Regions from separate parts of the Mus musculus genome. Here all the other regions are linked to region 1. The links are chromatin loops, found by intact Hi-C in ENCODE. Cell type or tissue: left cerebral cortex. All regions are shown on one strand. Region 1 has its middle 310 kb from the start of Kcnq5. Region 2 overlaps Kcnq5 (potassium voltage-gated channel, subfamily Q, member 5). Region 3 overlaps Kcnq5 (potassium voltage-gated channel, subfamily Q, member 5). Region 4 has its middle 170 kb from the start of Kcnq5.

The links. A loop is a pair of places that touch in the nucleus more often than their neighbours do. Peaks named below come from ENCODE experiments on the same cell type or tissue, not always from the same donor. Only the 100,000 strongest peaks of a DNase experiment are listed, where the experiment ranks them.
Region 2: it touches region 1 in a loop (3.0-fold over the local background); 4 of 42 quality-filtered maps call a loop at or near these places.
Region 3: a loop joins it to region 1, with 2.5 times the contacts of the local background. A loop is called at or near these places in 3 of 42 quality-filtered maps.
Region 4: it touches region 1 in a loop (2.2-fold over the local background); 2 of 42 quality-filtered maps call a loop at or near these places.

What each region holds. Positions count from the first base shown.
Region 1 is chr1:22,266,212-22,271,211 of GRCm38, reverse strand. No RefSeq gene overlaps it. Among named protein-coding and RNA genes, the nearest start is that of Kcnq5, 310 kb to the right of the region's middle. In left cerebral cortex, CTCF peaks have their summits at 2,043 (motif pointing right) and 3,720; DNase peaks (open chromatin) are centred at 2,042 and 4,461; H3K27ac peaks cover 967 bases.
Region 2 is chr1:21,528,932-21,533,931 of GRCm38, reverse strand. The region is part of intron 3 of Kcnq5 (potassium voltage-gated channel, subfamily Q, member 5); the gene reads left to right. Among named protein-coding and RNA genes, the nearest start is that of Khdc1b, 150 kb to the right of the region's middle. In left cerebral cortex, no CTCF peak of the experiment used is centred here; a DNase peak (open chromatin) is centred at 2,060.
Region 3 is chr1:21,537,288-21,542,287 of GRCm38, reverse strand. All of the region lies in intron 2 of Kcnq5 (potassium voltage-gated channel, subfamily Q, member 5), which reads left to right. Among named protein-coding and RNA genes, the nearest start is that of Khdc1b, 160 kb to the right of the region's middle. In left cerebral cortex, no CTCF peak of the experiment used is centred here; a DNase peak (open chromatin) is centred at 2,597; H3K27ac peaks cover 1,802 bases.
Region 4 is chr1:22,133,971-22,138,970 of GRCm38, reverse strand. No RefSeq gene overlaps it. Among named protein-coding and RNA genes, the nearest start is that of Kcnq5, 170 kb to the right of the region's middle. In left cerebral cortex, no CTCF peak of the experiment used is centred here; a DNase peak (open chromatin) is centred at 2,081.

The sequences.
Region 1 (5,000 bases):
AAAGGAACTCGCACAATATGTACTCACTGATAAGTGGATATTAGCCCAGAAACTGAGGATACCCAAGATATAAGATACAACTTGCTAAACACATGAAATTCATGAAGAATGAAGACCAAAGTGTGGACACTTTGCCCCTTCTTAGAAATGGGAACTAAACACCCATTGAAGGAGTTACAGAGACAAAATTTGGAGCTGTGACGAAAGGATGGACCATCTAGTGATTGCCATATGCAGGGATCCATCCCATAATCAGCTCCCAAACGCTGACACCATTGCATACACTAGCAAGATTTTGCTGAAAGGACCCAGATATAGCCGTCTCTTGTGAGACTATGCCGGGGCCTAGCAAACACAGAAGTGGATGATCACAGTCAGCTATTGGATGGGTCACACGGCCCCCAATGGAGGAGCTAGAGAAATTACCCAAGGAGCTAAAGGGAACTGCAACCCTATAGGTGGAACAACATTATGAACTAACCAGTACCCTGGAGCTCTTGACTCTAGCTGCATATGTATCAAAAGATGGCCTAGTTGGCCATCACTGCAAAGAGAGGCCCATTGGACTTGCAAACTGTATATGCCCCAGTACAGGGGAACCCCAGGGCCAAAACGGGGGAGTGGGTGGGTAGTGGATTGGGGGGGGGGGTATGGCGGACTTTTGGGATAGCATTGAAAATGTAAACGAGAAAAATACCTAATAAAAATAAAATAAAATTAAAACAAAACAAAACAAAACAAAAAAAAAAAAAAAAAAAAAAAACAAAGCTCGCCTTAATTAGTTTGGCCATGAATCGCATCAGTGGTCTTTCTCCTCACGTCTGTTGGATTAACAGCTCCATTCCATTGGCTGGAGACCCAGAGTGAGTCAAGCATGAAACACTGAGCAGAATACTGGCCATCATCCCTGCTTCCTGGCCATGGGTGCAATGAAGCTGGCTTCACATTCCTGCCTTCACCACCTAAGGACCACTCTGTCTCACGTTGCTTCTGACTATTTTGTCACATCAATGAACAAAACAACCATTAAATGTAGTATTAATAATAAACAATAAACATACTAACAAGGAAGAGAGAAACAAATGAACACATATATTAAACAAACCAATCAACCTGAGTTCTGCCTTCACTCTGAGGGACTAGCTGCTCAAAACTGCATTGAAATAAAGCCAAATTCATTTCCCTAGCCATTTATAACTCTTACATTTGATTAAAATTACCAATTTCATACCTGAGAACAATGTTTTAGGGCTTCATTTATGTTCTTGAGACATTCTTGGAGTGAGGCTTTCAAATAATATCTTAAAGAGTTATGAGGTGTTCTCCTCACACATTTGTAGTGGTGATGGTAGAGGTAGGTCCTAGAACATCCACTCTTAAGACCTCAGGTCATGATTCTGAGCATTAGTGTGTTTGGCAATTTGATTATGGTTTAGGGAGTGGAGATGCTGGTGTGTATCACTCAGGAATATCTACTAAGGGAAAAAGGAAGCTGGTGCCGAAGAACAATAATTTTAATATATGGCAACTGTATATCAAACATGACTCAGAGGTTTTTAAAATTCCTTTTCCTAGAAAACTAGGCAATCAAAATGCTAGATGACAGAAAATTAAACAAACAAAAGACTCTCCAGAGTGTGGGTAGATGGCCTCACGGCAGAAAAACATAGAAGAAACCTCAAATACAGAGTGGGTAGTAGCTGGCCTCTTAAAACTGTGACCTCCTCATCTTTCCTCTCCAGAACCCCGCGTGTTGAAGACCACGCACACACAGATTGAGCAGGGACTACAACTCAAATTGAAATTCCCAGTGTGCTCTCATCTTCGGAGAGAGTGGTATTTGTGAATTGCCACCGATTATTGGCAGCTGTATTATATTGTTCTCCTCCCTTGTCGAATAAAAAAGAAAAGAGAGCATGTGCTGTCATACTCTGCCACACCAGCTGAAGGACACAAGTTCAATATTAAAACCTGACTTCCACTCTGAACTCTGTCTTGCCCAAGTAGAAAACAAATGTAGTGGGGCATTTCAGCCACAAGATGGCAGCAGCGCTTCATGCAGCTTGGATACCCTTCACAGTACCATTGCCATAAAAATCTCAAGAGCAATTACAGCAGAATGGACCAAACTTGAAAGTTTGAGGCCAAACCTCGGAAACTGTCTTTACCATTACATAAACACATCTGCTTTGGAACTTTAACTGTCTTAAAATTTCAAAAATGTCCACATCCTTATCATTCTTTCTCATTAAAGAATTACGTACGATGCCTTCTTTTGTAATACGGAGTTTTACTCTTAAAGCTTTCAAATTGCAGTAAGTTCGTGTGATTTTCCTTAATGAGTCTGGCCGGAGAATCACTTACTCAATACGGAGTTGGTTGATGCTCAGGATCACGTTACAAGCAACCCCTAAGTGCCCAGACCAGACAACAGAAGCTAGGCATCGGGAGCTCTGAGGCACACGGGAAAACATTCAAAGCCAGGCTGGGTTAAACATCTGGAAGCTTGAAGAGCCGGGGGGGGGGGGGGGGGGAAACATACAAAGCTAGACTATGTTAAACGTTGGGAAATTGTGAAGGCTCCTAGGTCTACCACAACAAATTACCACAAAGTGGGTGACATAAAATAACAAGAGTTGTGTGTAAGCCCCGAGAGGTCAGAAACACAAAGCCATGGTAACTCAGAGGGATTGAGTAGCCTTAGAATATAGGAAGAATCTTTTCATAACCTTCCTAGTTTCTGAAGCTCCAGGTGGCCTTTGGAAGGTGGCAGTCTCTGTCACCACATTCCTTTGCCCTTCTACCCTAGATCCCTGAGGCTGTCATTGGAGTTTGGGTGTGGCAAGACCTCTTCTAAGGATATTAACTATTACAAAGAGTTGCAAACACAGGTACATTCTCACGTTCCCGGCATGCCTGTGGTTCAGGTAAATGAGGTCATTTCCATTCAGGTTCAGGTGGAAGCCGATTCGCGTCTGGTATCTTCCCAGTCTCATTACCACGAGTAACTAAGTCAGTCTGGAGAGAAGCCAGACCATAGCCACTGAATCAGTAAAGTTCCATTAACTATGAATCTGGGAGCTTCCCATCAACAAATGAACAAAAACAAAAAAGCAAAAAGAAGCCAAGAAATAACAACAACAAGACCTTCAAAATGTCTCTGAAAACCTTTCTGTGAGTCCTTGAAACAACTTGCTAGATGCGTTTTAACAGCCACTGCAACAATTTATACTTTTTACAATAACAACAAAACGTTCAAGTTGGGTTTTTCTTTTTTAAAAATGTATTATTCATTTTAACATTACCTATATACATGCATGTCTGTGTTTGGTGACATGCACGTGAGTGCCCAAGAGGCCAGAAGAGGGCATGAGATACACCGGAGTTGGAATGACAAGTGATCATGAGCCATCTGATGTGGCACTTAAAGGTCCTCTATAAGACGCTAGTATCTCTCAACTCCTAAATTAATCTTTTTGTGACGGGTATAAACAACTGGTTGTGAAATCTCACTATTTTCTGATATTGAACAGAAAACACAGACAATAATACTGACTACCTTGCATGTCTCAAAGGAATACATGAAGCATTCTTGATTATACAAAACGGTATAAGAACGGGACCTGTGTTTCCCACTCTCATCCTAACAGCCCACAGAGGAACAGTATAGATGCAGACACAGAGCCAGAGCCCTTCCTTCCTCAAAGGCTGGTCTTCTAACCCAACCACTAGGAGCAGTGTGACTTGAGAGCTTGTTGGAGATGTGGAACCTCAGATTCCATCCAAAACTGAATCAAAGGCGTCTTATAATGTCATCCCTGGGGAGGTATCTGGACACTAATCTTGGGAGAACTCTGCCCTAAGTGATTTTGTTGGAACGTTTTAATTTTTGTACAGGGACTCTTCTTGTCTTCTCTGATATTGAGGGCTCTTTAGGGACTCCCTCCAAGATCATCAATTGAGGCAAGGAAAGAAAAGAGTGACTCAGATGATCTGAATGAAACCTGCAGTAGCAGCATCTGACATGGACACTAGTCATGTTTAGCTCAGGTGACAGCAAAGTCAATGGAGGAACCTACAGAGTGGGCGATCTCAAGTCCAGCCTTCGAGTTTGGTCTTTCTAGAGGCAACTGTAAAGATTGACTGCAAGGGAGTGCCAGGGATATCACTTAAGAAATATATAATAGGAGTAAAGGAAATGGGGACGAACATTAGGAAGACATAAAAGGAAGGGAGAAAGCAAAAGAAAGGAAGGGGCGAAGTCAGCACTCGGCTACAGAGTCCTTTGATTTCCCTCACACCTCGTTTCTGGTTCCTTTCCAGAACGTGTGACTAACTATAACGTTCATCTCCATAAGGTCCGACCCAGTCCTGCTTTGAACTGCCCAGATGAAAGGCGCACCACAAATACAGAATGATGGCATCCAGGTTGGCGTTTGAGCAAGAAAGTATCTCAGTGTGGTCTCCTATTATTTAAAAGCTGAGAGTTCCTGACAGAGCTGCTGGGCTTCACACAGTCTCACTGTGGGTTGGTGAGCTTTCTGGCAGGGCCATGGTTGCCAAGGAAACTGCATCAGGAATGAACGACTGGGACTGTGGATTCTTGGTTGATTGGTGAAGCTTAAAGCCTAATACCGCATGCAAGACACACTTTTAGTGACCAGAGCAAAGGCAAATGATCGTTACAAGAAGGGATCGCGACTCTCTTCTCCCTCAGATCTCATCTGGTTGTCAGTTCCTAGTCCAGAAAGTTGTTGCCTTCTCTGGATCAATAAATGGGGCTTATAAACCATGAGCAAGAACACGTGAGCCCCACAAGGAACCGTTGCCTTCCTTAGTTGGTCACAGAAGTCTTTCTAGTCTTCCTGCAAGCAAATGTGAAAGTGCAGTGAGTAGGTGATACTCAGAAGTTTCCTGCCCTCTGCTTGCTTTGTTCATTAAGGACCAGAAGAAAGGCTGCCTTGCCATCTTTTCCACTAGGGGAATGTATGTGGAAGATT
Region 2 (5,000 bases), 740 kb after region 1:
ACAAGGACTTCCATGAAAAACCCAAACAGAACAACTCACAAAGCAGGTGGTTGGCCAAGATTCCCTCAACTTTTACAGTATAAAGTCAGTTCATGGGTGACTGTAGGGATGTTCCAATCCAGATTTTAAAACCAATTAAAAGTTGGTTGTATTCCAGTTCCAAAGGCAATGCCCATGTATTTCTGTTCTTCAAGCTAGAAAAAAAGTTCTTTCCCAAATGCCTGCTGCCTCTTGATAACTCTTTCCAGCCATGGATGCATCAACACACAGTAGCCTTTTAATCTTTCTCTGTCTGCTTCAGATAGTTGAAGGTCTTTCTCAGAAAGTAATCTTCTGTTCTCCATCATCCTACTTGCCTGGATACAACTATCAATGGTGACCTTGCAGATTTAATATCTGCATAATTTGGGTTTTGTTAGCTTTGGGGGAATTTCTGTTTAAATGGGCATTTTAAAGCTAGAAAACTAAATGCTCTGTAAGTTGACATAGATAAATATTTAATGAATTCCCATTAGAGCATAGATAAATATCCACTTGCAGCAAAAGTAATCACGCATGGCTTTCAGTATTCTATTTAATGTTTATGTGACAGTTGGATCTGTGTTTCAATATAATTGATATAATACTGAATATATTCAAATGTGGGTTATTAATATTAGATCCCTGGATTTATCACACACACATGAATCAAATGTCACCTACTGAAGGCAAGGGCTATACTGCATTATTCTTGAGACCCTTCCTAGATCTCTGTAGGAGTCCATAAGTATGCTGTGTAAACTGCTAAAAATGATGAAATCAGGTCAATGGTTCCCTTGTTCAACCAAATCTACACTGCTAAATGCAAAAGGGGATATTGTACTTTTCTTCCCTATCTGTGATGTGGGTTCTGAGCATGAAAGAGTCTGAAACACACCAAGATTTATTAATATTTCATGTATTTGAAATGTTGGGTACTCTGAATCTGCCAAATATTTTTTTTTAATATCTAGAACATTTAAGAACAGAATGTGAAGAGGTTGACAGCTCACCTGTTTTGCCTTCCAAGTTGGAAATGCTTTCTCTAGGCATACTCAGCTTTAGCTATTAACTTGACACAGCCAAGTTATCTGACAGTATTTATTGGGAATCACTTTAATCAGATTGGCCTATGGCAATCTGTGGCGCATTATCTTGTTCAATGTTTGGTACGGGGGGACCCAGCCTACTGTGGGCAATACTACCCCTGGGCAGGCGGACCTGCACTGTAAGAGAGCAAGCTAGAAAATATAATCCTTCCATGGCTCTTACCTCTGTGCCTGCTTTGAATTCAGGCCCTGAGTTCCCTTAGTGATGGATTGTGAACTGGGAGTTATAATGCAAGGCAAACCCTTTCATCTCCAAGTTGTTTGTGGTTGTGGTCAGTGTTTGTCAGAGCAATTAAAAGCCAACTAAAACACACAGCAATGAGGACATTTCCCATTGAAAGGAAACAAAAGCTACAAACATGGTCAGACCTTGAGTAGTACTAATTCTTATCTACCATTAGAATACCATTTGATAGAAGTCCTGTGCACTGATTCCAGAGACTGGTATTTATATTTATATTTTTTATATTTATATTTATGTTTTTTATATTTATATTTATATAGTCATTGTACACTTGTGTTTGGAAAAATATTGTAAATATTTAACATTCTAAGAAAAACAACTTGTGCATTTTTTAAAAAATCAAATCTTTCCTTTCATCGCTGTTTTGAATATTTTGCTTAGTTTTGCTGGCTTCCTTTGAAACTTGGTAATATTAGATCTAGAATGGCAAACCCTTCCTCTCCTCTACATGTCCAACCAGCTCCATTCCTAAGACTCTGCTGTGATAGCCTTCCTCCAGCTTTGTCCATTCCCTGCAGTGGGGCCTCTGAGAGTTAAGCACATTTGTAGTAACTACCTGGGTTGGCTTCCTTACCAATTTCCTATATCTTCTCATAAATGCCTCCTTCTAGAGCATGAGTAGGGAGAAGCTTGAATCACCTCCAAGACTGGTATCACAGCCATTCATTTTTATCCAGCTTCTCTTAATGGCCTACTGGAGAATTGCAAATAGTACCAAAGGCTGGTACTTAGATCACAGTAATGAGCCTGATGTGTCAGGCAGTCTCAACTTCAAGTGGTGGCTATTTTTGGATTCCTGAGTGACTACTTTTTAAAAACAGTCAGAACAGGGCTCTATTTTTTTTTTTCAGTCTTCAAATGTGTCTCAGTGCAGCAGAAAATGCCAGCCTGTTAATAATATTGGATCTATATTTGATGTCAAATGTAGATTGATTCCCTATCACTGTTTTAACAGTTTCCTGTGGTACTTCCAGCAGAGAATTTGAAGAGGGTTAACCACAGCTCAGATGTTTCTTGCAAACTAAGCATGTCTGTCTTTCACTTGCAATAACAGCTCCTTGGGAGAGTGCCAGCAAGTGTTTTGTTGTTGTTGTTGTTGTTGGTTTGGTTTAGTTTGTTTTGGTTTGTTTGCTTTTAGAAAACATAGCTGGCTTCTTACTTGGCTAAAAGAAAAATAAAAGACTTTATTAAATCAACCACATGGCTAAAGCTATTAAGATACATCTGTAATTTCCTCATATTATAAGGCAAGTTAAGTTGTTAATGTGTTAACAAGTTAGAACAGAGACTCTGAACTGCCACTGGCTTGCAAACTGAAGGTTTGGGTTTTTTTTTTTGTTTTGTTTTGTTTTGTTTTGTTTTGTTTTTTCTGCTTCTCTGCCTTCCCCACCTTTTTACTGGAATAAACCTGTTCTTGACCTGAGTCATTTTCAGTACCTTCAAAGCTTTTTAATCCCCTTTTGTAGAAGTTTTTCTCACAGGGTATTGCCTAACAGTCATGCATTCTGCAACTTCTCTTAATAAGCGTTCATGCCCTTCTGTGACACACACATTCTATCCTAGGGTCAACTGGGGACAGTTGAAACCTAGTTAATCATATACTATTACTTTCTAGTAGCATTATTCACAGAGGACTGCTACATGCTACCTCAAGTACCTTATAAGTATTAAATTACTAATCCTACTCAAGTATTATAATATACTTTTAAATTTTTTACTACTATCTTATTTTATGTATATGGATATTTTCCTGCCTATATGTCTGTGCACCACATGCATGTCTGATGCCTGCAGAGACCAGAAAAGGGCATTGAATCCCCTGAAACTGGAATTATAGATAGTTCTGAGCCACCACCATGTGAGTGCTAGAAACCAAAGCTGGATGCTCTTAACTACTGAGCAGTCTTCCCAGCCACTAACACCCCATTCTAAACATGAGGAAATCAGATAGCACTTAGCAAACTGGTGAAAAGTTAGAAAGATGGCCAGAAAACAAAAATAAAAATAGGATTCTTTTCCAATGATTTTACTCCAGAAAAAAAAATATCCCTTGCTCATTGTTCTCTGACATTTTAAAATTAAACTTCATTGAACTTTGACCATTGGAACCAACTAATGACTTCTGGCATTGGAAATTCAAAAACCCAGAGTTTATTCAATAACATTAATAACAACATTAGTTTTATTTTATTTTATTTTTATTTTTTTGGGTGGGAGGCATTTTGAGACAGGGTTGTGTATAGCTCTGGATGTCCTGGAACTCACTTTGTAGACCAGGATTGCCTTGAACTCAGAAATCCACCTGCCTCTGCCTCCCGAGTGCTGGGATTAAAGGTGTGCACCACCACCACCCGGCTCATTAGTTTTATTTTTAACAACTCTATCTATTGCTACTTTCTAACTTGGAGGAGAAATTAGGGGATAAATAAGCTTCTGTGCCTAGTATCTATTTCTTACACTCTTATGCAGTGTCATTCTGAGGGGCGCTGGGACTTGCAAACTGGAAATAAGTAGTTCTTTGTTTGTTTGTTTGTTTGTTTGTTTGTAAAAAAAAATTTCAGGCTAGAGAGATGGCTCAGCAGTTAAGAGCACTGACTGCTCTCCCAGAGGTCCTTTTCCAGAGTTCATTTCCCAGCAACAACATGGTGGCTCACAACCATCTGTAATGGAATTCCATGCCTTCTTCTGGTGTGTCTGAAGACAGCTACAGTGCAGTCATATAAAATAAATAAATAAATCTTTGAAAAATACTTTGCAAATTCTAGGGTAGGTCATCTCCCTCCCAGGAATGCTTCCAACTGTTCAATGACAGTCGCTGTTTAGGTAACACTGTGGTATGCAAACCTGACTGATAAGGAAGAGTAAAAGGCTATTGTACTTGACCATGCAAAAATTATTCTTAGAGAGGAATGAAGAACTGAAGACTGTCTTCGATAAACTTTAGTAGACCCCAGTGATATGTTTTACTATTATTGCTCCTATTTCCTGATCTATAAGAAAAAATATTCAAAGATAGAACATAGATATGTGGCAGGCACACTCTAAGTGCAAAAGATGCAGATGTGCATAAAAATAGTCCCTAGTAGTAAGAGTTCAGTCTTATATATCATTAGAAAGGGGAAAGCCAAAAGAACATTGAAGAGTTCTGGAAAGAATGATATGGACTGTCATGATTCACTCTATAAGACAAAGGCACCAAGATCACCTAAGTTTTGAAATTTAGTCATCCAGAAAAAAAATATATATATATACATACATATACACATATATACATAAATGGGTGATGAGCTCTGGGTGGTGAAAATAGAAACATAGAGAACATAGGGGAGATATTTTCGATTGTGCAGCCAAAGAAAATCTTTCCAAGTACTAGAATACTGAGTCGATCATAATATTTTTCTAAAAGGAATCAGTCTTGGAAATATTTGGGCACATACCTTTCTAATCCAAGGAAGAATATTTGAAAATTTCCTCCAATCTTATGAGATTGGCTTGGGCAGGAGGCACTGTGTGTTGTGACTGTAAGTCAAGTCCAGTAAAGACAATTAGAAGAAACGATGGCAGAGATGGGCAGAAGTCACAATCTTTAGAACAGCAGTTCTCAACGTCTGGGTCTTAACCCTCACAGG
Region 3 (5,000 bases), 730 kb after region 1:
AAACAAAAGATTATCAGACAAAAGTCTACAAAGGTACTATTGAATCCATATACCCAGTCGTTAACATACCCAGTGAGGTGCCATTAGAGAAAATTAATTGTTTCCATGCAAACAGATGTCATTGGAGCTAACTTCTTGATTAGTGGTAGGAGCACATGTCCACTTTTCCCTCTCAGCGCTGGGACCCTCTCTGGCTGGAACCTTGGCGGGCCCTGTGCCTGCTGCCACAGTCTCTATGCATTCATGTTTTTCAGTCCTGTCATGTTTGGAAGATGCTTTCTTTCCTTGGAGTTGTGCATCTTCTCTGGATCTTACATTCTTTTTGTCTTTTCTTGATCATAGCTCCCTGAGCTCTCAGGGGAGGGGTTTTTACATACTTCATTGAACACAGAAAAACCAAGTTGGTGCCTAACTAGAACCTACCAACACTATTGATTACTGTTCATGGTACTGTATGCTACCAGAGGAGAAAGGTAAAACCAACCCAGCTACAAACCCTATAATCTACAATGGTGACCTGCTTACATGATATATTGATTCAATAGTTGTACAAACGTGAAAGTATGAAAGCAAACCCTTTCTGATTGGATCTAAGGACCACTCCATGAGATAGAACTCATGCCTCATAACATGCAAGAACCTGAGACTTGATAGGTCATGAGCATAAGGAAAAATTAAATACTATTGTTCTGCTAAAGGAACATGGCAATAAAATGACTTCTAATGATATACCCATAGTGATGTGTGTTTCTCAACCATCATTAGAGATGCTTTCTCTTATATATGTGAACTAACAAAGACCCACAATGGCACACTGTGCCAAGAGGGAGAGATGTTGAAACACTCCATGATAAATGGGTGTCTTCATCAAATCCACCTTAATTTTTGAGTGCATCTCACTCTAAACCCAGAAATCACCACTTCCACTAGAATGCCTGGCCAGTTAGCCTCTATGATCTGCCTGCATATACAATCCCCTAAGCAGTGGGGTTGCAAATGAACACTGATGCCCCCACTATTTATGTGGTTGCTGGAGCTTGATTCTCAAGTCTTCATTCTTGCACAATAATTTTACACATTGAGCTGTTTCCCCAGCCCCTTTTCTTCCTCTAGATTTGCATTCATTGATTTTTGTCTGTTCTGTTTGTCTGCATAAGTCTAACTGGCTGTTTCCTAACATCAAGTTCTGAAAGCTTTTGTACATACAGGTGTACAGGTAGTGTGAACAGAGAGAAGGGTGTGTTTTCTTACCTCTAAAATTTACCATGGGATACAGCGTTTGCCTGGAGTTCCTTAACAGCAGCAGTACATGCTGTAGTGATTGGGGCCATATGTAATTCTAAGTAATTAAATGCACCTTGGTGCTTGTAATGGAAAAATAACAATGAGAAAAGATCAGGGAAGAAAATACAGGCTTTACATCAAAATAGCTCCTAATTTATGGAGAGACAAAAGGAGGGTCAGGTGATTTGAGAATTCATGAAGATTACTTCTCCTGGTAACTTAACGAAGTTCTATAATGAATACTAGGACATGGGATTTAGAAACATCGTTGCAGTGGTTTTAATAGGTATGGCTCTTATAGAATCATGTGATGGAGTACTTGGCCCATAGGGAGTGACACTATTGGGAGGTGTGGTCTTGTTAACATAAGTATGGCCTTGTTGGAAGAAGTGTGTCACTGTGGAGGTGGTCTTTGACGTCTTATATGCTCAAGCTATTCCCAGTGTGGGACACAGTCTTCTTATGTTGCTTGTAGATCAAGATGTAGACCTCTCAGCTCCTTCTCTAGTGCCATGTCTGCCTGCTTGTTACCATGTTTCCCACCATGACTGTAATGGACTAAACCTCCAAAACTGTAAGCTAGCGCCAATTAAATTTTTTCTCTTATAGGATTTTTTGTGGTTATGGTGTCTCCTCAGCGCAATGAACCCTAACTAAGACAGTATATAGTATGTTATTTCTGACTTTCTCTAACACTACATAGAAAGCCATGTTCTCTAAGGCCTATGCCTACTGTTTCCATTTCTTCCAACAAGCACATTACAATATCATCAACTAGAAGTTCTCAAGCTTCTTCCAGTCCAGTAGCACAGCCTGGGCCTTCAGTGAGACTAAAATAAACAGAGGCTCCTTCTGTTTGGCCTTCAAGAACTACCCTAGTGCCATCTTGAATTCCTGTTTCCTTCAAAACCCAAGGCATTTGGGAACTACACTTTATGTTCAACATAAGGAGAAAAACCTGACTCTCACTTTTCCCTCTAAAGAACCTGATGTAAAATTTGTCTTATAGATGTGGTTCCATGTTTTCCTTTCCAGAGGGGACAGATTTCAAAAAGTGAAAAGATTGAAAAAGCTAAAATATGTTTAGAGAAATATCAAACTTAATTACCCCAAAGAGAGATGACTGGCAGACACTGTAGTTTTCTGACTCTACTTGAGAGTTTATCTGTGGTTTCCCATGCCTTTTGACCAATGAGGCAGCTCATTTGCCTGTTTAAATACTCTGAAGCATTCGTTTTCCAAGGCTGGAAGCATGGATGTCCCTTCACACCTCTTTTTACCTTCTCCATCTGTACCCCACTCTACTGCTGTGTCCTTATCCACACACCACCTCCCACAGACTAAGCACTTTTGGAAAGTTCCGTTGTCTGCTCACCACCACCTCCACCACATGGACCTGATTTTAAAGCATCCATTTGTCTTCTACTCAGAAGGAATTGTTCTATTCAGCAAAACCTTGCTTCTCTAATTCTCCTCAAACACACTAATAGTTGAAATAATACTTTGTGTCTCCAAAATAAGGAGACATTTGAAAACTAAGTTGGTAACAGTATGTGATGAGCTCTGCGAAGTATTCCATAGGCATATTTTCTTTTCTAAATTATTTTTAATTATTTTATGTCTAGGGGTGTTCTGCCTGCTTAGAGGCCAACAGATCATGTGTGTGCAGTGCCTGTAGAAGCCAGAAAAGTGGGTCAGATCCCCTTTAATTAAGTATGTATGCTTCTAACAAGTATACTAGAAATTGAACCAAGTCCTTTGGAAGAGTAGCATGTATTCCTAACTACAGAGCCGCCTCTCCAGCCCTAGAAGACATGCTTTTAAAAATATTTTTCCTACTCTCCAGAGAGGCAGAATTCCAAGAAATTACTATGTTTTTGTTTATTTATTTTCATACTGAACTTAAGTAAAGGGCCATTTCCACATCTTCATGTCACCCTTTCAGTATGTATGATTCTGGTAGAATTTTCCATGTTACAGTGACCATAACCAGTAATCCTTCCAACTAATGCATTCCTTTAACATTTATGTCACAAATGATTTTCCTGCAGGAATCAGGTGACAAGGCAGGTTGGCTCACTAGCTTTGCACTGCTTTAAATATACGCACACATAAGAAACTGAAGGGAAGTGGCTGAGAACTGATGGATGTAATACTCTGAATAGAAGTAATAGTTACATTTTGTGTGTTTAATTAGCCACAGCTCTTTAAGAACTGGTGTAAATGTCAAGAGGTTTGTAACATTGGCAGTTCAACCACACACACACACACACACACACACACACGCACACACGCACACACACACACAGCTATTTGACAGCAGAAAAACAAGAAAGAAGTAACTAATAGTCACAGCAGACAGCTTGTAAATTAGAAATAGGTCACTGTTTTAATTAACAATGCTGTTGGTTAATGAGAAAACAACTACAACATGTGCTGTTAGGAATCCTGAATTTGTACCAAAAATAAATAAATAAATCTGCACCTAAAACTATTTTAAGAGTAACTTGTAAACAGATTAACTTCACGAATAGACAGGAAGTATCAAGAAATATTCTGAAAAGTCATCTTGTTCAATAAAAAGGTACCATGTGGCTAGACTTCCTTATTATCTGGGAAGGAGATAATAATTTAATGATAGGTAATCTCAAAGACCATTGGCCAGAAATCAAGACTAGCTGCTTCATGCATCTTCGGTGTCTAGATTTTTATACACATTTCTTTGCTCTTTTTTAAATGAAGTTAGCTGGTTGGTTATTTGTATGGGGGGTCGATTAGAAGAGTGGTTGGTAGATTAAAAGAGTGGGTGGTATTTGTGCCCAGGTACATGAGTGGAAACTATTTGAGAACTAGCAATAGTCATTACCAGTGCTTGGGGGCTAGGAACCTTTGCTGAGGAATTCCAGGGTAAGTGACCTTTATCTCTAGCCATTCCAGAACCATTACCAGGGTGTGGGGGCTGGGGGCTGGGGTTTTTCCTACAAACTGACTTGCCTGGGCTTGCCCAGTTCTTAGGCCTAGTTGCCTAGACTGTCGATTTGAAGGCTGTCATGGAGTCAGCCTGTCTCATCCCTCTCACTAATGAAGTCAGGGATCTGGGAGGAGAACTTACAACCACCCCTTTACTAAACCAGCATAATCCCTAACTAGATTCTAAATGTTTGTTTTAATACCTACAGGGATGTATAACCTTTATGCTCATCAAGAAAATGTCTCTTTACAACAGATGGAAACCCTGCAGAACACCACAACAAATCACAACGTAGAGTTGTGGGGCTCATGTTTTACATATACATTACAAATACAGTACAGATATACTACAGATACAAAACACTTCTACACCTAAGATTGAGTAACATCTCTGCACAAGATGGGGTGGAAAGCTTATAAGAGCCAAAGGATAGGGTGTTTGCTGTGGGATTGTATTCCATTACCTTCAGAACCTACATCCATAAAGACTCCATATTGATATTTCACAGCCACCATGTCCATGGTGACATCGTCTATTACATTTCTGAGATAGGTTGTCTCTATCAGCCTACAAAAGATTTATCAATTTTATTGACTTTTTTACATAGAAATCAGCTTTTTATTTCATGAAATTTCTGTTTAGTTTTTTTTTATTTTATTACTTTCATATATATACATATATATGTATATTGCAATGTATATTGCATTATTTGTGCCAATTTTACTCTTCTGTTCTCTTCACTACT
Region 4 (5,000 bases), 130 kb after region 1:
AAAGTCTGGTAAAATTCTGAACTAAAACCATCTGGGCTTACCCCCCCCCCCCCCCACCTTGGGAACTTTTAATGTGTGCTTCTTCTTTCTTATAAGGGCTCCCTGATCTTGATTTAACTTTGGTAAGTGATATCTGTCTAATAACACATCTGTTTCATTTAGATTTTCCAGTTTTGTGGAGTACATCCTTTTGAAGACCTGATGATTTTTTGAATAACTTGATATCTGTTGTTACGTATACCTTTTTGTTTCTGATTTTGTTAATTTGTGGACTGTCTCTGTGCCTTTTAGCTAGTTTAACTAAGGGCTTTATCATTATGTTGATTTTCTCAAAGAACCAACCCTTGGATTTTTGATCCTTTGTCTTGTTCTCTTTGTTTCTAATTGATTGATTTCTGCCCTAAGTTTGAATATTTCTGGCTGTCTACTCCTTCTGGGTATGTTTGCTTCCTTCTCATCTACAACCTTCAGATGTACTTTTAATTCCTTATTATGAGAACTCTCTGATATCTTTATGAGGACATTGAGTGCTATGAACTTTTCTCTTAGCAGTGCTTTCATTGCGTCCCTTAAGTTTGGTATATTAAGCCCTCATTTTCATTGAGTTCTAGGAAAAAGCCTTTCTTTCTTGTTTCATCCTTTCTTTCCTCCTTTCCTTTTTCTTCCTTTCTTTCCTCCTTTCCTTTTTCTTCCTTTCTTTCCTCCTTTCCTTTCCCTTCCTTCCTTCCTTCCTTCCTTCCTTCCTTCCTTCCTTCCTTCCTCCCTCCCTCCCTCCCTCTCTCTCCCTCTCCCTTTCCCTCTCCCTCTCCCTCTCCCTCTCCCTCTCTCTTCCATGACACCCCCACCCCAGTGATCAGTGAGTAGGGAGTTGTTCATCTTTCATGAATATATAGGTTTGTGTTGTATCTGTTGTTGTTGAAGTGCAGCTTTAGTGCTTGGTCATCTGATAAGATGAATGGAGTTATTTCCATCATCTTATATCTGTTGAGGCTTGCTTTGTGACCAAGTATATGGTCAGTTTTGGAGAAGAGTCTGTGAGTTGTCAAGAAGATATATTTTTTTTTGTGTTTGGGTGAAATGTCCTATAGATAGCTATTAGGTCCATTTGAGTCATAATCTCTGTTAGTTTTGTTATCTTTCTGTTTAGTTTCTTTCTCAGTGACTTGTCCATTGGTGAGAGCGGGGTGTTGAAGTTTCCCACTATGAATGTGTGGGTATAGAGCTGTGATTTAAGCTTCAGTAATGTTCCTTTAATGAATGTGGATGCCCATGCATTTGGGCCATAGATATTCAGAGTTGCAATGTCCTCTTAGTGGATTTTTCCTTTGATGAGAATGAAGTCTCTTTCCCCATCGCTTTTGAATGCTTTTGGTTGAAAGTCTGTTCGTATTAGAATGGCTCCTCCAACTTGTTTCTTGGGTTCATTTGCTTGGAAAACCTTTGTCCAGCCCTTTACTCTGAGGTGGTGTTTATCTTAATATTATTTCTTTGTTCTGTACATTTAGTGTTTTGACTGTTATGTGGCAGGAAGATATCCTCTTCTTGTCCAATCTATTTGGTGTTCTGTAAGCTTGGATGTTTATAACCACTCTTTCTTTAGGTTATGGAAGCAAAGCAATAAGCAGCAGCTATGGTGGCCTGAGAAGAAAGCTGAGAGTTCACATCCTCAACTGTAAGTACAAAGCAGAGAATGTAACCTGGAAGTAGGTTGGAGCCTGCCCCTAGTGACATATTCCCTCCAGCAAGGCTGTACCATTTAAACCTCCACAATCAATGCCACCAACTGGAAAGTAAGTGTTCAAGTACTTGAGCCCATGAAGAACATATCTCAAATAATCACATTTCATGATAGCCCTTTGTAAAAATCTCACTAAATACTCTGCTTTTATCCCTCTATCCAGTATAGACTCAACATTTTCTCACTGACTCCTATATTCACTATATGATTTCCCAGAAATTCTAGAATATACCAGCTTGCCTTGTGTGCTTTCCACTCCCACTTAGCTCCTCTTACACATCTTTTGGACGCCAGCTGTATCACTTCAAAGCAGGCTTCTGAACTTTCTCATTGCTCTGACAACAGCAAAGAAAAGCAATTTAAGGAAGGAAGAGCTTATTGGAGCTCAGAATTTCAAAGTATTTCAGTCCATCACGTGGGAAAAGCACAGCAGCAGGAGTGGTGCAACACTTTTGTGCAAGAGTGTAGCGAGCTGTTACAGGGCAGCAGCCCATCTGGAAGCAGAGACAAGACACAACTAAGTCACAGACATCAAAGGCTTCCCTTTCTAACTCATACCTTCCTACCAAGGCTTCATAAATTCTGAAAACAACTCCATTCTCTGGGAACCAAGTGTTCAAATACACACACCTGGTGGAATAGATCAGATTCTAACCGTAGTAGCTTGAGCTATCAAATTTATGATTTTGTTTGTAAGTTTCTTTTGCCATGTTGTGGCAGCTTCACAGCGGGACCTGTATTTGTTATTCCCATTAGATAGGACAAGCATGCTGATTTAGGGCAAAAAGAAATGCCGAGGTCATGTGATAACAATATAATACAACTTGATAAGTAACTTGGCATTTAACATGATAGCTGTGTAGTAATACAGTTAAGAGAATGGGCAGATTTTTTTTTTCAGAAATGAAGCAAAGACTTTTTCTTAATATCTGAATTTGAAATTTATTGCAAAATTTAACAGTGTGAAAACTCAAAGCTTCACTATACGATTTTTAAAAGTTAGCATTCTAATACTAGAAAGTAAAGTGCTACATCTGGTTTAATTTATTAATTATTAATTAAAGAACTATTGATTATTAAAATTCAATCACAAGATCACTAACCCTAGAAAACAAGTATTGTCAAGGACATATGACAGTTTAAGAATCAAATGATAGTGTACATGTGTTCTTCCACATCTGCATTACAGGATGCCTTTCATTAACATGTTCTACACAGAGAAGCTTTCATATAGAAGAGAGAATGCATTTGCTATTGAATCTTCTAACTTCTGCTTCCCTGTAGTTAATTTTCACCTAACAGTATGTGGTAAAAATCAAATGCAGTTTTTAGTCATTCTTGGCTGACATGGTTGTTTGAAAGAAGGCTACCCGCTGAATTGGGAATGAAGAAAGTATTGATTGAATGTAGGAAAATCGATTAGACCTTTTAATCTGTTTGTTTCCTACTAAGTTTGATTTTGATCAAATTTCCTGCACTTCAATTTTAAACATCAAGATAAAAGCCAGTTACAGGAGAAAATTTTCCAGTATGCAAGGTTCCTATTCAAGAGCTCTTCATCTTTACATTAGATGAGAACATTATTGAGCAAAATTATAAAATAGACTCAATATGTTTGTCCCCAGTGATAGCATAAGTTTTTTTCTCTCTATGGTGTCTGCCCCTTTAGTCATGTGATCAGATATATTTGTCGTCATAAACTGAAGGTCTATATTGCTGATGCCTTCAAAAGTGTAAGCAACAAATGATAAGCTAATGATGCATTCATGGAAGGAGGCAAGTTTCCTCCTATCCTGTGAAGCACCCCAAGACCTTTGCTTTTGGGTGGGCCATGGTATTGCCTTATTCATGGAGTCATGGGAAATGGATTTAATATGACATCCACTTTTCCATCCTGAACTGAAAGAAAAAAAAAATCTACCTACCTTGTTAATTTGAAAAGTATATAAAGAATTCTCAATTGCACAGTACAGTGCCTGGCATACATGTTTGCCTGGTTGTACGTAGTGATGTCACTGGTTTCCAACAGATGGCATCTCCCATACCCCTTCAAATAAAAGTCAAGTCTTAATTCCTTAAAAATTGCACTTTGTATTATGATGATGGTGGTGGTGGTGGTGATGATGATGATGATGACGACTATCACTACCATTCCTTATTACTTTGTGAGAATATCTCAGAAAAACCAACAGAGATGAAGGAAGTCTTCAGCATCTATATTTTAGATAAAGGTAAAATTAAATACAAAAAATCTACTTCCCATTCAATACATGGGACAGTCAACTGGAACCTTCTTAAAATAATAAATATAAATGGTTAATAATGCATCTAACATTTATAGCCATGAGGGATATGCAAACAAAGCTACTTTGGAATTCAATGTGATCCCAGTCACAGTGGCTAACAGCATGAAAGGAAATGACAGTAAGTGCACATAAGGCGGTAAGTGTGGGGAGGAGATCCCCACTCTTAAATGTTGACGGGCTTTAAACTGGTGCAGTTACTACATAAAGCACATTTCCCAAAAACTAAAACTGAATCACCACATGACCTGGCTCTATTACTTTTGGGCATATACCAGAAAGATTCTATATCATACCTCAGAGACATTTGTACATTGTGTTTATTTCTGTGCTTCACACTAGCAAAGAAATAGAATAAGCCCAAATGCCTTTCAGCAGATAAATTAATAATAAACACATGGCTTATATACGCAATAACATTTTATTCAGTGTAAAGGAAAATGAAATCATGAAATGTGCAGGAAAATAGATGAAACTTGAAAATACTTTGTTTTAAATGAGGTAAACCAGGTTCAGACAGATGAACACCACGTTTACCTTCTCACATGCAGATCTGACTTTGTAATTTTAGTATGGTGGTTATTAATTATGTGGAACTGAGTGTGATACAGCACAGGAAATTAAAAAGGGGTCCATGAGAGGTGAAAGAGGCTTTATGGGGTTGGATATGAGAAGAGTAACGGAAAAGGATGTGATGTGAAAGGGGAAAGGGAATACAGGAGGCAGCAAGTACCACAAACAGGAGAAGGAAGGTGATGGAGAGGAGCAAAGGTCACGGAAGGGACAACCAAAACCAAGTACATATGAAACTGTCATAAGGTACCTGTTACTTTGGATGCCACTTAAACGATAAAATGGAATAAAATGGAAACCATTAAACCATTAATCTTTAACAGGAAATAATATTACAAAAGTTCAAATGCAAGTTATTTATACATTCTTTTCTTTTTAAATTGAAA